2 separate regions of the Homo sapiens genome follow, and region 1 is linked to region 2. The links are chromatin contacts, found by Hi-C or POLR2A ChIA-PET in ENCODE. All regions are on one chromosome and are shown on one strand. The core of a region is the stretch at or near the end of the contact, and the rest is flanking DNA. Distances in the headings are between cores, read along the strand shown.

Region 1 (6,129 bases), core at 3,412-5,911, 1.0 Mb before region 2:
AACTCATTCCAATCTAGCAGACCTCCTTACCTGCCTCCTACCTGAAGGCTCCTGGCAAACCTTTGTGTCCTTCGGGGTCTTACATCTCATACCTCCCTTAGGAGGGGCAGGACTCATTTTCCCTGGGGGACAGAAGGGGAAACTGAGGCTCAGAGAGTTAAGCTTCTTGCCCAAGGTCATGATACCTGATGACCAGAGACAGGCTGTGAACTTGGGTCCATCAGACACCAGTGTCCAAGTGTGCCTCTTCTGTGTGGGGCACTGGGAAGAGATTTGAAGGGAAGATGGCATGCCATCTGTGTTCTGAAGGATGAGGGAAAAGTTAAACTATTAAGTGATTCTTTCATTGATACAGGGCTTTTCAGATTAGTGTGTCATTGCCCATGGAAGCATCCATTCATTCAGTTATCCATCCGTCTCTTCAACAGCTGTTTATGGAACACTTACCATGTGCTAGGCACTGAGGATACACTGTTGAAGAAACACACACAGTTTCCCTGCAGGGACCTTCCTTCCAAAGCTCTGAGAGCTTGGGAGGGTCCCCAGATCTAGACAGTGTCCCCCATGACTGCAGCTCTCCATATAGAGCTCAGTAGGAATGTGCTGTCTTCTCTATACCTTCTATTAGAAGGAAAGAAGAGAAGGAAAGAATGAAGTAAGAAAGAGGACAGAAACCCTGTCTTTATAAAGGGCTATGCTCTCATTATATAATGTCTCAACAGTAGTGAGAGACACACCAGATGTCAAATCATCATTCCCATTTGACAGACTAGGAAACTGAGGCTTGGCCAAATGATGTGATTGGTCTAAAAAATCACACATATTAAGTGAGTGACATTACTAGGATTCACTTTGGTCCCCAGACTCCTCAGTTACATTGCCCTTCATGCCAATCAGATGGCAAAGGGGAAAATGTCAGTTAGCTCCCTCCCTCCCTCCCTCCCTCCCTCCTCCCTCCTTTCCTCCCTCCCTCCCTCCCTTCCTTCCTCCTTTCCTCCCTCCCTCCCTTCCTTCCTTCCTTCTTTCCTTTCTTTTCTTCTTTCCTTTCTCCCTCCCTCTCCCCCTCCCTCCTTCCCTCCCTTTCTTCCTTCCCTCCTTATAAGAGATATAGAGAAGATGATGCATTCTTGCTAGGCTCTATGTGGAGAGTTGCAGAGTCATGGGGGACATGACTTTGCAACTAGACCTAGGGACCCTCCTGAGCTCTCAGAACTTTGAAACCAAAGTCCCTTGCAGGGAAGCCGTTAGCATGCCTGCAAGTCATTGCAGCCAACCCAGGGTTTTTAATCAGGCAGCATTTAAACCATCCCATTTTGTCTGTGATTACGCCCGGATGTTTACATCATTTATAATGAGACAAATTGGGACAAATTGCCAAGGACACTTATGTAAATGAAACCAGCAGAAATGCTCCCATCTCCAGTGGTCGGTTGGAGGGCTTCTTTCACTTTCCTTTCTCCCCTGGGGATGTCGTGGAGAAGAAATGGTACTTTGTATTCTGAAAACCTCCTCCCTGGGCAAACAGACTATTCCCTGTAAGACAACTGTTTTATATCTCCGGTTGTAATTCTCTCCTGCATCTTATTTACTCTCTCACCTACCTCGAAGGAAAAGTAAGTGTGCAATAGATGCAATCACTTTAATTTTCTCTGCCATTCACTGCACAGAGAATGGGTTAGATCTGCATTCCCTGGAGGATCTCTGCAGAACTGTAGGTGGGTCATAAAAAAAGAATCCTTCATTCAATTTAGTTTGGGGAACAGGGCTACAAAAGTTAGCCCAGAGTTTTTTCCTGCAGGACATTTCAGAGCCTTTGATATGCTAATGAGCAGTGAGACTCTTTAAGAGCAGATGGTGCTTTTAGGACCCTGGAGGCCCCATTGCAGGAGATCTTTTAGGGAATTGAGCAGAACCAGCTTTGGGAAAGTGCTGTGAACACTATCTCTAGAAGGGCCTGGACCCCCTCTGTCTGCTGTAATTTGTAAGGCTGGTGGCTTAAGATCACTTAGAGTCTGGAGGGTGAGGTCCCTCAGTGGGCAGCAGGCAGCAGCAGCCAGGGACATATGGAAGCCAGAAGATCACGGTGCATTGTCTGGAGGGGTCAAAACCTGACAGTGGTCCAGCTTTCCACTACCCATCTTAACCTGCCGGCTCAAAGAGATCTTGCTTATCCGGCCTTTTTGTCTTTGTTTCTGCTGTGTCCCTATCTGGGATGCCTTCATGCCTTCTCTCCTCTCCACCCTTCTTGTCCACAATGCCCCAGTCTGAGTGCTGACGCTTTGCAGGGAAGGCCTGTTATCTTGTAATGCTACCTTGTCTTCCCCTCCAGACCTGGGGTCTTCATTGCAGGGACCCTGTGTTCCTATTTTAGCTCAGAGAAAATATTTGTTACACATTCACTAGGTACCAGATTCTGGGCCCTAGAGATACCAAGACAAATAAGACATGGACCCTGGCCAGAAAGAGTGTGCTGCTTGGTGGAGGCGACAGATTAGAAATCCCAGTTACAACTCAGTGTCATAACTGGGGTGATGAACAGGGAAAATCAAAGAGCAGAGGTGGGCAGAGGGGACCCTAGCCCAGCTCAGGGACATCCAGGAAGGCTGAATTCCAGAGGACATTCAATCCAAGCAGTGGCACAAGGCAGAAGTAGGAGTTAGCCAAGTGAAGGCAGGTGTATGGAAGCATGTTCCAGGCAGATGGAATAGCCTGGGCGAAGGTCTAGAGGCAAGAGAGAACATGCAGGTTTAAGAAACTGGATGAAGGTGCAGTGTGGCTTCCTTTGGGGCAGCATGGAGGGTCCGAAACTGATGAGTGCCAGATTGAGTATCTAAGGAGGATGCTGAAGAGGAGAGCATGGAACCCCACCTCTTTCACATTACAGAAGGAAACTTGGGCCAGAGAGAGGTGGGCTCTCATGGTGAGCACACAGACGTGAACGCAGAGATGCCGCCATCCTTACCCAGCCCCTGCAAGGCCTTCCTTCCAACCTGACTCTGAACAAGAAATTATTTCAAAATGAGAAGCATGCTCCAGACTGAAGGCCTGTGTCCTGGCCACTGTCCTATCTGTCGAGACAGTCATTATCCACCTTAACTACGATGATGTGAAGCTCCACGGAGATGGGATGCCTTTTCCCTTTGATCCCTGATGAATCCCAAGGCCCACCTCAGTGTGCCTGGCCCAGGGTAGGTGCTCAGAAAACATTGTTGACTAAATAAATAAATGAAGAAAACAGTTATGAGTACCAGGCCCTTCTACATTTATGATCATCTTACCAATTCTCAAAACTACCCTATGGAATAAAAACTGTTATTCTCAATTTTTGGGGAGGCTCAGAGAAGTGAGTGATTTGAGCCTATAAGGGTTCCATCATCAGCCATTGGAAAAGCCAGGATTTGAATCCAAATGTGCAGATTCCCACTACTCCATATTTAAAGCCCTATCAAGTAGACATGACATTTCTCAAAAGGCTGCCCCCTGTGAAAGTGGTCTTGTTCCCAAACATCTCAGTCCTGCCTCTTCCAAGGCTGATGCAACTCTCGCCTTTCTGGAGGAAAAATAATAGTAAAACAACAACAAACCCAGCTACTGTTTATTATAGGAAGCACTCACTATGTGCCAGATGCGTGCCAGGACATTACTTGTACCAACTCAATTAATCCTTACAACAACCTTATTATGTAAGTACTATTAGTATTAGTGCTTTATGTGTCAAACGCCATTTGACACATAAAGAAACTGAGGCAATTTAAGTAGTTCCAGGTCCCAGTGTATGAGTGGTGAGGTCTGAATGCAAGGACAGCAGCTGGGCTTAGAGCCTGTAATCCTCTGTTACCATGGCAAGTGGAGGGTACCAGGTGCCAGGGAGTCTTCCTTGCCCTTTGCCAGCTTTAACCTGGTGGAAAAGCCCAGGCTGCTGGGATTCTCCCTGCAAGGAACTAGCAAGATCGGGATTGTGACGGTGATGAGCCTTTTCCTAGGACAGACAATTAATCAGGAGTATTAATGAAAATGCCAGCTCCATGATTGCAGAAACTTAAGTATTTTATTGGGAACTGAACTCAGGCCATTAAAATGTTATCACAGGCTTGTCAGTCTGCGTTCCGTGTGCTTCTGCGAAGGAGCCACGGTCTTAATGAAACTGTTTGGTGCTTTTGGAGCTGACGGTTCCTGAGTGTGCTCTGCCAGGAAAGGTGATTCACCACAGTAGCTACGTGCCCAGGCTGTGGGAAAGTGGCTTTCATGTTCTGTTTTTTCCTTTTTTTGTTTTTTGATTTTTGAGATGGAATCCCACTCTGTCGCCCAGGCTGGAGTGCAGTGGCGCGATCTTGGCGCACTGCAAACTCCACCTCCCGGGTTCAAGTGATTCTCCTGCCTCAGCCTCCCGAGTAGCTGGGATTACAGGCGCCTACCACCACGCCCAGCTATTTTTTGTATTTTTAGTAAAGATGGGGTTTCGCCATTTGGCCAGGTTGGCCTTGAACTCCTGACCTCAGGTGATTCACCCGCCTTGGCCTCCCAAAGTGCTGAGACAACAGGAGTGAGTCACTGCACCCGGCCCATGTTCTGTTTTGCTTTAACCATCTGTGAAGCTCCTACCTTACAGCACGCACTGAGAGGGGGTGTAAACAACAGAGAAACAGGCCTTGCCCTCAAGGAGGAATCAAATACATAAAGATGGTAATGTGGATGTGCAGGAATGCAGTGATGTTAGAAAGCTCAACTCCAGCTGAAGGTGGATGGGAGGCTTCTGGGAAGAGACAAAACAATGCAAAGAGCATTTGTTTCCTGGTGAGTTGCTTCTCTCCCTCCAAATCTGATAGGGCTGATTGCAGAAAATGGTTATCTGAAGGTTTAGTGTACAACAGGCATTCTCAACGGGGGAGAGAATTGGTTCTTGTGGGAATGCACGTGTGAAAAAATCCCCTTTTTACGTTTAAAAAACAGATTTTGCATAAAGTATGTAAACAGAGAATATATTTCTGGTATTAAAATTTCATGGTTGGTTGGGGTGATTAAGAACAAAAAGTCTCAAAAGGCAATGATGAAAATGAAGTTGAGATCACTGGCAAGCTGCCAACACTTAGAAGATGGCACCACTGGAATGCATGTGTCCTCCTGGCCATCTGGCAGATAAGAAACTGCATGAATTATAGCCCCTAGTGAGGAGGGGGCCCTGAAGCCTCAGACAGCTTCCACTGCCTGCCGAATGGGCTGACTGTGTTTACAGCATTCCTTTTCTCCCAACCCGGACCAGTAGCATCCTGTCAATGGCCCCATCTGCAGGGAATCAGGCTTTCCTCCTGGCTGCGGCAATATTTAGGAAGATGATTAGGGCAATTCCCAGGACAGGCAGTCCTTCCTCGCCAGCTGTTCCCATCTGCTTTGTGACACAGCCAGATGAACCATGCCTCCCCGAGGGACACATCCTCAACAATTGTGTTTCCAGGGACTTGTTGGTGGCTATGCAGGAATTGAACACTTCACTTCATCACCTCCCCAGTAGACACCGGAGCTGGGGCCATCTCTTGTTGAACTTATTCTGTTCAGGCTGGAAGCCACTGATGCATTCATGCTTGTTCCCTCTCCAGGGCCACAAAGAGCCAGCCACACAGACACCAAGTGGCCCCTGTGAAGGATTCACATGACACAACAATACCCATGTTTGGGCCTTGAGTTCCCTTTTTAAGAAGCTCTTTGTCATCCTTCGTGGTCTAATATGACCTTTTTTTCTGACACTTCTTTATAAATTTAGTTATTTATTTTATTAGTAAGAACAGGCTAGGATCTGTGACAGTAACAACCCCCAAATCTCAATGACTTAAAATACAAAGGTACATTTCCAGCTCCCGGCCCTCCCCGCCTCCTTTTCTTCCCTTCTCTTCTTCCTCCTTTCCCTGTGGTCTCCCCAACTATTTCTCTCCCTCCCATCTCCTTCAGGTTCAAATCTTGGCTCTCTCACTTATTAGCTGTGTAGTTTTGGACATATCACTTTATTATTTTCATGCCTCTGTTGCTTAATCTTTCAAGTAGGGGGCATTAATAGTACCTATTAATGGAGTTTTGGGAAGCTAAATAAATTAGTGCATATAAAGTCCTCAAATCACACTTGACATAAAATAAGCA
Region 2 (6,387 bases), core at 1-2,500:
GGAAAACATGATGTTACTGTAATCATAGTACCTCTAGGGCATTATAGTAAGAAACTGCTTCTTTCTCTCGCTCCTCTTTTTCCTCTTTAAGCCGGTCTACCTGGCGCATTAGGTTAGTAATAAGAAGTTCTAGCTGTTCTTGTCTGTATTGTAGTTCATTCACTTCTTCTTTGAGGGTGGTCTATTTAACAGGAATTGAAAAGGAGGAAATTCTCTTGAATAATCTTTCATTTGGCAGCTGCTCAGTTTATCTCAGTTGTGGTTCACATCCAAAATTAAAACTAAAGAACCAGTCAAAAGTTGTCAGGTACATTCTAAAATAATAGAAATTACTATTACTGTTAAATTTTTCAACAAGGAAACAAATGGCTTTAGAGACTGCCCTTTTTCCTCTATCAATTTCAGGCTTTAATTTTTAATTAACCTTAGCTTTCAATGAAAAAACCAAGTTCACATGCATTTCAACTTCCACTGAGCCAACGTTTTACACTGGGCTCTTACGATAAAATCTGGGATCAGAGTATATGCCTCTAAATTCTTCCAGACGTTTCATTAATCTAAGAGAAAGGCTGCCTTACATAATCATATAGTCTAAAGCTATATTATGAATGAAGTCATCCACCTAAAAAAAACCCATTTTTTAATTAGTTAGATGCAAGTTAGGTCAAAAAATGTTTCAGCCTTCAAACTAGCTCTTAAGAATTATTACCAAAACATGTAAAAATATGCCAGAAAAAAAAAGAGAAAACCCTGAGAAACACATGCCATAAAAATTACCTTCATACTCTCCATTTCTGTCAGCTCAATTTGAAGAGCCAGCATCTCTGAAGACATGCTTTCCTGCACACGTTCAGACATTACGCGCAGTTCCTCTGATTTACAAGAGAGGAGTTCCTTCTGATGATCTACTTGGTGCTTCAGCTGCTTTTCACTAAGCCTGGCTTCATCTAATTCCACTTTCAGTTTTTCTATCTAAAGCCAAAAAAAAAAAAGTCATAAATTGAAAGTTATTTTCTTTCTAAAAACAATCACTGATTGAACTGATTGAACCAAACTTACTGAATGATGATACTATTGGAGTTTCCTATTTGCCCAAGGTTAGGCATCTTTTAACAGCTAGTGACACACCTTGTTTAATAAACATAGAAATAATCCATGAGTAATCGGGGTGGGTCTGGATGCCTCAGAAGCAATCTGGAGGCACTATGATGCGGACCACTTGGCTACTGTGTGAAGAATGACTGGCATGAAGAGAAACAATGGAAGCAAGCAACCTGGTCAGAAGGCTACAGCAGTAGTCCAGGAAAGAGATGATGAAGGTCTGGATTGGAGTGGCAGTAGCGTCATAGATGTTTTGTAGGTCAAGTTCTTAGAACTTGATGAATTAAATGTGAAAAATAAGAGAAGAAAAGGTATTAAAAAAATCCAAATTTTGGCATAAGTGATTTGAGAAAATCAGTAAAACAAAATATTTCACTAATGTACTCTTTGCTCCACCAAAAAAAAAAAAAAAAAAAAAAGCCATCTCTATAATTAGCCTTACCTCAGTCCTGAATACTCCCTTTATTACTCTTTTTTGTTTAGGTGATGAAAACTATTGCAAAAATAAAAATAACAACCAGAGGGGGAAGAAAGCACATCATTATCAGTCATTAGGGCCTCAAATCCGACTAGTTTCAGACAAGCTGGATGATATTATCTGTCAGAGTGGTATGCAAGATGATTATATATTACATGAAGGTATATTTAGATAGCTATGTTTGTTTTAGTGTATACTGGGAAAAAATAAGCAAGCTTAAATATGTAATTTTGGCCAGGCGCAGTGGCTCAGGCCTGTAATCCCAGCACTTTGCGAGGCTGAAGTGGGCGGATCACGAGGTCAGGAGTTAGAGACCAGCCTGACCAACATGGTGAAACCCTGTCTCTATTAAAATACAAAAATTAGCTGGGCGTGGTGGCGCACACCTGTAATCCCAGCCACTTAGGAGCCTGAGGCAGGAGAATCGTTTGAACCCGGGAGGCAGAGGTTGCAGGTGAGCCGAGATCATGCCACTGCACTCCAGCCTGGGCGACAGTGTGAGACTCTGCCTCAAAAAAAAAAAAAAAAAAAAGGAAAAAAAAATACTTTCATTGATGTTTCTTAAAATCAGTAAACATTAAAAGAGAGTCAATGAGAAATTAAGTAATAGTATAGGTGGTATACAGAAAAAGAAAAATCTTAGAGGCTGCTATACAAGAAGCTGAAAATTGGGTAACAGACTTCTGAGAAAGGAGGACAAAAGTCAGGCAAGTTTTGGTAGACAGTGTCTGGAAAAGTCAGAGTATAGACTATACACAAAGCAGATCCATGATAAAAAGTTCTGGATTCCTCAGAAGCAACCTGAAAGCACTGGCTAGCTGGGAAAAGGGAAAACCACTGACCAATCATTTATCTTGCGTTTATGTTTGAAATGGAGCCAGTGTAACATGCTGTTAGACTATGTAGTGATTCAGTAACACAGCCTTTGGAGTCAGACAGCCTCAGTTCAAACCTAGATGGAGAATTTCTAGTTCTTGAATTGTGTCCAATTTACTCAGTCTGTCTAAACACTGGCTCTTTCATCTGGTATATGGAAATGATAATGGTACCTTTCCACAATATTATTGTAAGAACTGGAGCACATGTATTAGTTTATCCTCAGTAAACAAACTATAAAGTGTCATTTGTAATGCACATTAACTAGTAAGAAACTACTGGTCTGTTTTACAGAATTACAAAGCATACCACTGACTGCAGGGAAGGCTAGGAGACGAGGCTTTCTGCAAGGGGCTGCTGTACCCACTATCAGCAAGGAGGCCATGCTAGTCACTAAACTAAACCTTCACAAATATCCAGCAACCAAAATTAAATAATTGTATTTAATTAATAGGATATAATTTATACAAGTCCCTTAGACAAACTCTTGTATCTCAGTGTTCCCACCCCCAATATTAAGATAATGAAGACTTAGATCTTGGCTATTTTGCAAAGCTGACACTTAAGAAAATCTTTATCATCTAAAGTTTACAGATGGCTGCATAAATATGGAATATTTTGTGCTGAAATACGCAGATATCCCAACCTTAGTTTTTAGTTCATTCACTTCCTGTCCATGGCTTCTGCTTAGTTGTTCTTCCAATTTCTCCAGGTGCATTTTTTGTTGTTGTTTAATAGCTTCACATTCGCAGCTCAAACTTTCTAACATTCGACTCTTGAGTTCAACTTCTCTTTGAAGGGTATATTTTTCTTGTTCATAACTCTGAAAACAGATTCAATTACAATTCAATTACATAAAAATAGCCTAAAGCCATTACATACAATCAGTTTTCAACTTCAATTGTTTCATTCTTATTTCAAGCATTTGCTGCTTTCCAAATAACGAAGACATGTTAAACCTGGAATAACTTTGTAGTTAATCAGTCTTAATAAACCCCTGAGGTGTATTTCGAAACTATGTTAAACCCATGCAAGGGATACCTTACTGCTTCTGTGCCTTGTCAAGGAAGTAAAATGTGCTCCATGGTATGTCAACACGTCAAGTCAAGTAATCTCTGCTAACAACAAAAAAAGATTTAACAGCACTTAAGCTTTCCTCATGAGAATTATTAGTTTGATAATGAGATGCTCTACTTGTAGCTCTGAACACAATGTAGTAGTAATAATAGTTGAAAAAAAAGAAATACTGAATTAGCCTTTACTTTCAGAATGTAGTCATCTGAGAAATGTCACAAAAGGTCTATCAGAATGAATGCAGAGCTGAGACAAAAGGAGTAATTAAAAGGGCTTTTGCTTACTCACAGGGAAGTTTAGACATTAAAAATGTTACAAGTACGAACTCCTTCAAGAGGCTTTAAAAAATGATAAAATATTCCCCTCAAAAACCATTTTATTTTAAAGGAAGACAAAGAGTATTAACTGTTAAACACTGAAATTTGACAAGTTATGACTCAAAATGATTAAGTATAACAGTTTTATTTTCTATTAGTGATATTTGTAATCTTTACTTTGCCTTTATGACTTTGCACTCAGTTCTTGGTTTACAACAGTACTATGTAGAAACACAAAGGTTGCCATCACTAGTTATTTTTACCTGCTACAGATATTTTTTACCTGCCATATTTACAATGTTGAGATTCAAGTTTAAATATGTTACTGAGCATTTGCTAAATTACCCAGATTTATTCATTCATTCTTTTAAGAAATAATCGTGTGGCAGGCATTCAGGATAGTGAACAAGGCATACAAAATTCCCTCTCTCATGGAGTTTATAATCTAGAGATAATTAGCAATGCAGATAATTAAGAGTGGAATCAGGGCCGGGCACAACGGCTCATGCCTGTAATCCCAGCACTTCGGCAGGCAGATTACGTGAAGCCAGGAGTTCAAGACCAGCCTGGTCAACATGGTGAAACCCCATCTCTACTAAAAACACAAAAATTAGCCGGATGTGGTGGCACACATCTGTAACCCCGAGCTACTCGGAAGGCTGAGGTAGGAGAATCTCTTGAACCCAGGAGGTGGAGGATGCAGTGAGCCAAGATTGCGCCACTGCACTCCAGCCTGGGCGACAGAGTGAGACCCTGTTTCAAAAAAAAAAAAGAAAAAAGAAAAAAAAAGTGAATCAGGGCAACTTTACATTACATAGTAAGGGCTGACCTCTCCGCTGAAGTGACATTTAAATGAAAGCTGAAATCTGAGGACTCAACCCAAGAGCAGTGAGGGGTAAACAACTCAAAAAAAAAAAAAAGGCAATAGCTGGTGTAAAGCCCATAAGGGAGGACCAGTATAGTCAAGAACAAGGCAAAGCAGTTTGAGGTGAGGTCAGAAGCTTGGCAGGGGTCAGGTCACATAGGGATCTACAAACCCAAGGATGGAGCTCAGATTTTGTTGTAAATAAAATCAGAAGCTGTTGTATGGTTTTTAGCAGGGCTGTGGCATGACCTTTGGTGTGTTATTCCACGACCACTTAGACGCTGAGTGAAGAATGAATGGCATGAATGGCAACAATGGAAGCAGGCAACCCGGCCAGAAGGCTACAATACTTGTCTAGGAGTGATGATGGTGATCTGGACTACAGTGCCAGTAGCAAAGATACATGCTTTGTAGTCTAGTTCTTAGAACTTATTAATGAGTGAAATGTGAGAAATAAAGGGAAGATATTGACTAAAAGTTCTAGATTTTTGGTATATAAAGAAACCAAAAATATACCAAAAATCTTTGGTATATAAAGATTTTTGGTGTTCAAGAAACTGAATGCTATTATATTTACTAAATAAGCTAAAAAAAATCGTAAAAGAATATTTGGTTAACGGACAGGGAATCCACTCTTCTGTCTGTGTTAAGTTTGAGAAGTCTATTAGTGGGCAGTTGAACACAAACCTAGATTTCATGGGGGAACTAAGGGCTTGGTGTAGTGTCATGGGGCACTTAGATGTTTAGAGGTCTAAAACAAGTGAGGTCTTCTAGGAAGTGTGCAGACAAAGCAAAATCTGGTAGTAAATGTGGCAAAGAGAGTAATGATAACTTGATCTTTCAAACTCTGAATACACTAGGGTGGAAAGAATAACAGGAATTCATTTAGTTCATTCTTTTTTAACAGGGACGGGGCAGGGCGGGAACTAGATCTAAAATCTTCAGAAAAGAATAAACTACTACTACTATTAATTGCTAAACAGGACAAATCTTCAATAGCTAAGCACACTCTTGCAGACAGAGGAGTCCAGAGTCCTACCTCAGTCATGGTCATCATTTCATTACGACATTTATCCAATTGATTCTGTAATTCATTTTGACTCTCTACTAGTTGTAAACCATACTGTGCAGCTTTTAGTCGCTCTTCTTCAGCCTCTTTGAGCCTGCATCGAAGATTTGTGATTATATCTGCCTCCATGTTCTTTTCTTTTTTTTAGCCAACTGTAAATAGAGGAAATAAAACTACTTAAGCTTATACAAAAAACTCCATGCAATAATATCAATAACAGAAGAAACATATCTACTCAATACTACTGTCGTATAAAAACATTAAAATTTTCTTCCTGACTAATAAGTAGTCAAATTTGCATTCTTGTTCCAAGAGCAAGAACTGTTCTGACAATTCTGTTACTGATTTGGGATCAAAAATTAAAGAGTGGAATAGAATACATTTAATTTTGCTTCTAAACAGTTCACCATCAGAAAACTGTTCAGTTGTTGTATGCTAAGCTTCCAATATGTTAAGGTAAGTTTGGTCTCATAATTGGACCACTATCCATATAATCAAAATTAAGGGAATAACAAAAAAGTAATCAAGAAACCTCATAGTAGCAGGTATGGTGGCTCATGCTTGTAATCCCAGCAACTGGGGAGGATTACTTGAGGCCAGGAATTCG

What was found. Hi-C counts contacts between places; a loop is a spot of excess contacts on that map. ChIA-PET counts read pairs that join two places held with the same protein, here RNA polymerase II (POLR2A).
Region 1: a loop to region 2 is called in a map with no recorded cell type, with 6 times the contacts of the local background. The contact joins two enhancer-like sites. A Hi-C loop is called at or near these places in 1 of 37 single-sample maps with no recorded cell type. POLR2A ChIA-PET finds 5 or more read pairs at or near these places in 1 of 52 experiments (H1).

Annotation. Positions count from the first base shown.
Region 1 is chr5:170,613,368-170,619,496 of GRCh38, reverse strand. The region is part of intron 1 of KCNIP1 (potassium voltage-gated channel interacting protein 1); the gene reads right to left. LOC124901132 (a long non-coding RNA gene) reads right to left here and starts at 905. Exons shown (of 2, transcript XR_007059045.1): 1 at 31-905. Within about 2 kb of position 4,661, at least 3 of the 41 ENCODE cell types and tissues checked have a DNase peak (open chromatin) inside an H3K27ac peak, as active enhancers do.
Region 2 is chr5:169,587,939-169,594,325 of GRCh38, reverse strand. SPDL1 (spindle apparatus coiled-coil protein 1) reads right to left here. Exons shown (of 12, transcript NM_017785.5): 2 at 5,751-5,932; 3 at 3,102-3,278; 4 at 778-972; 5 at 32-181. The coding sequence starts at 5,909. Among named protein-coding and RNA genes, the nearest start is that of SPDL1, 7.4 kb to the right of the region's middle. Within about 2 kb of position 1,250, at least 2 of the 41 ENCODE cell types and tissues checked have a DNase peak (open chromatin) inside an H3K27ac peak, as active enhancers do.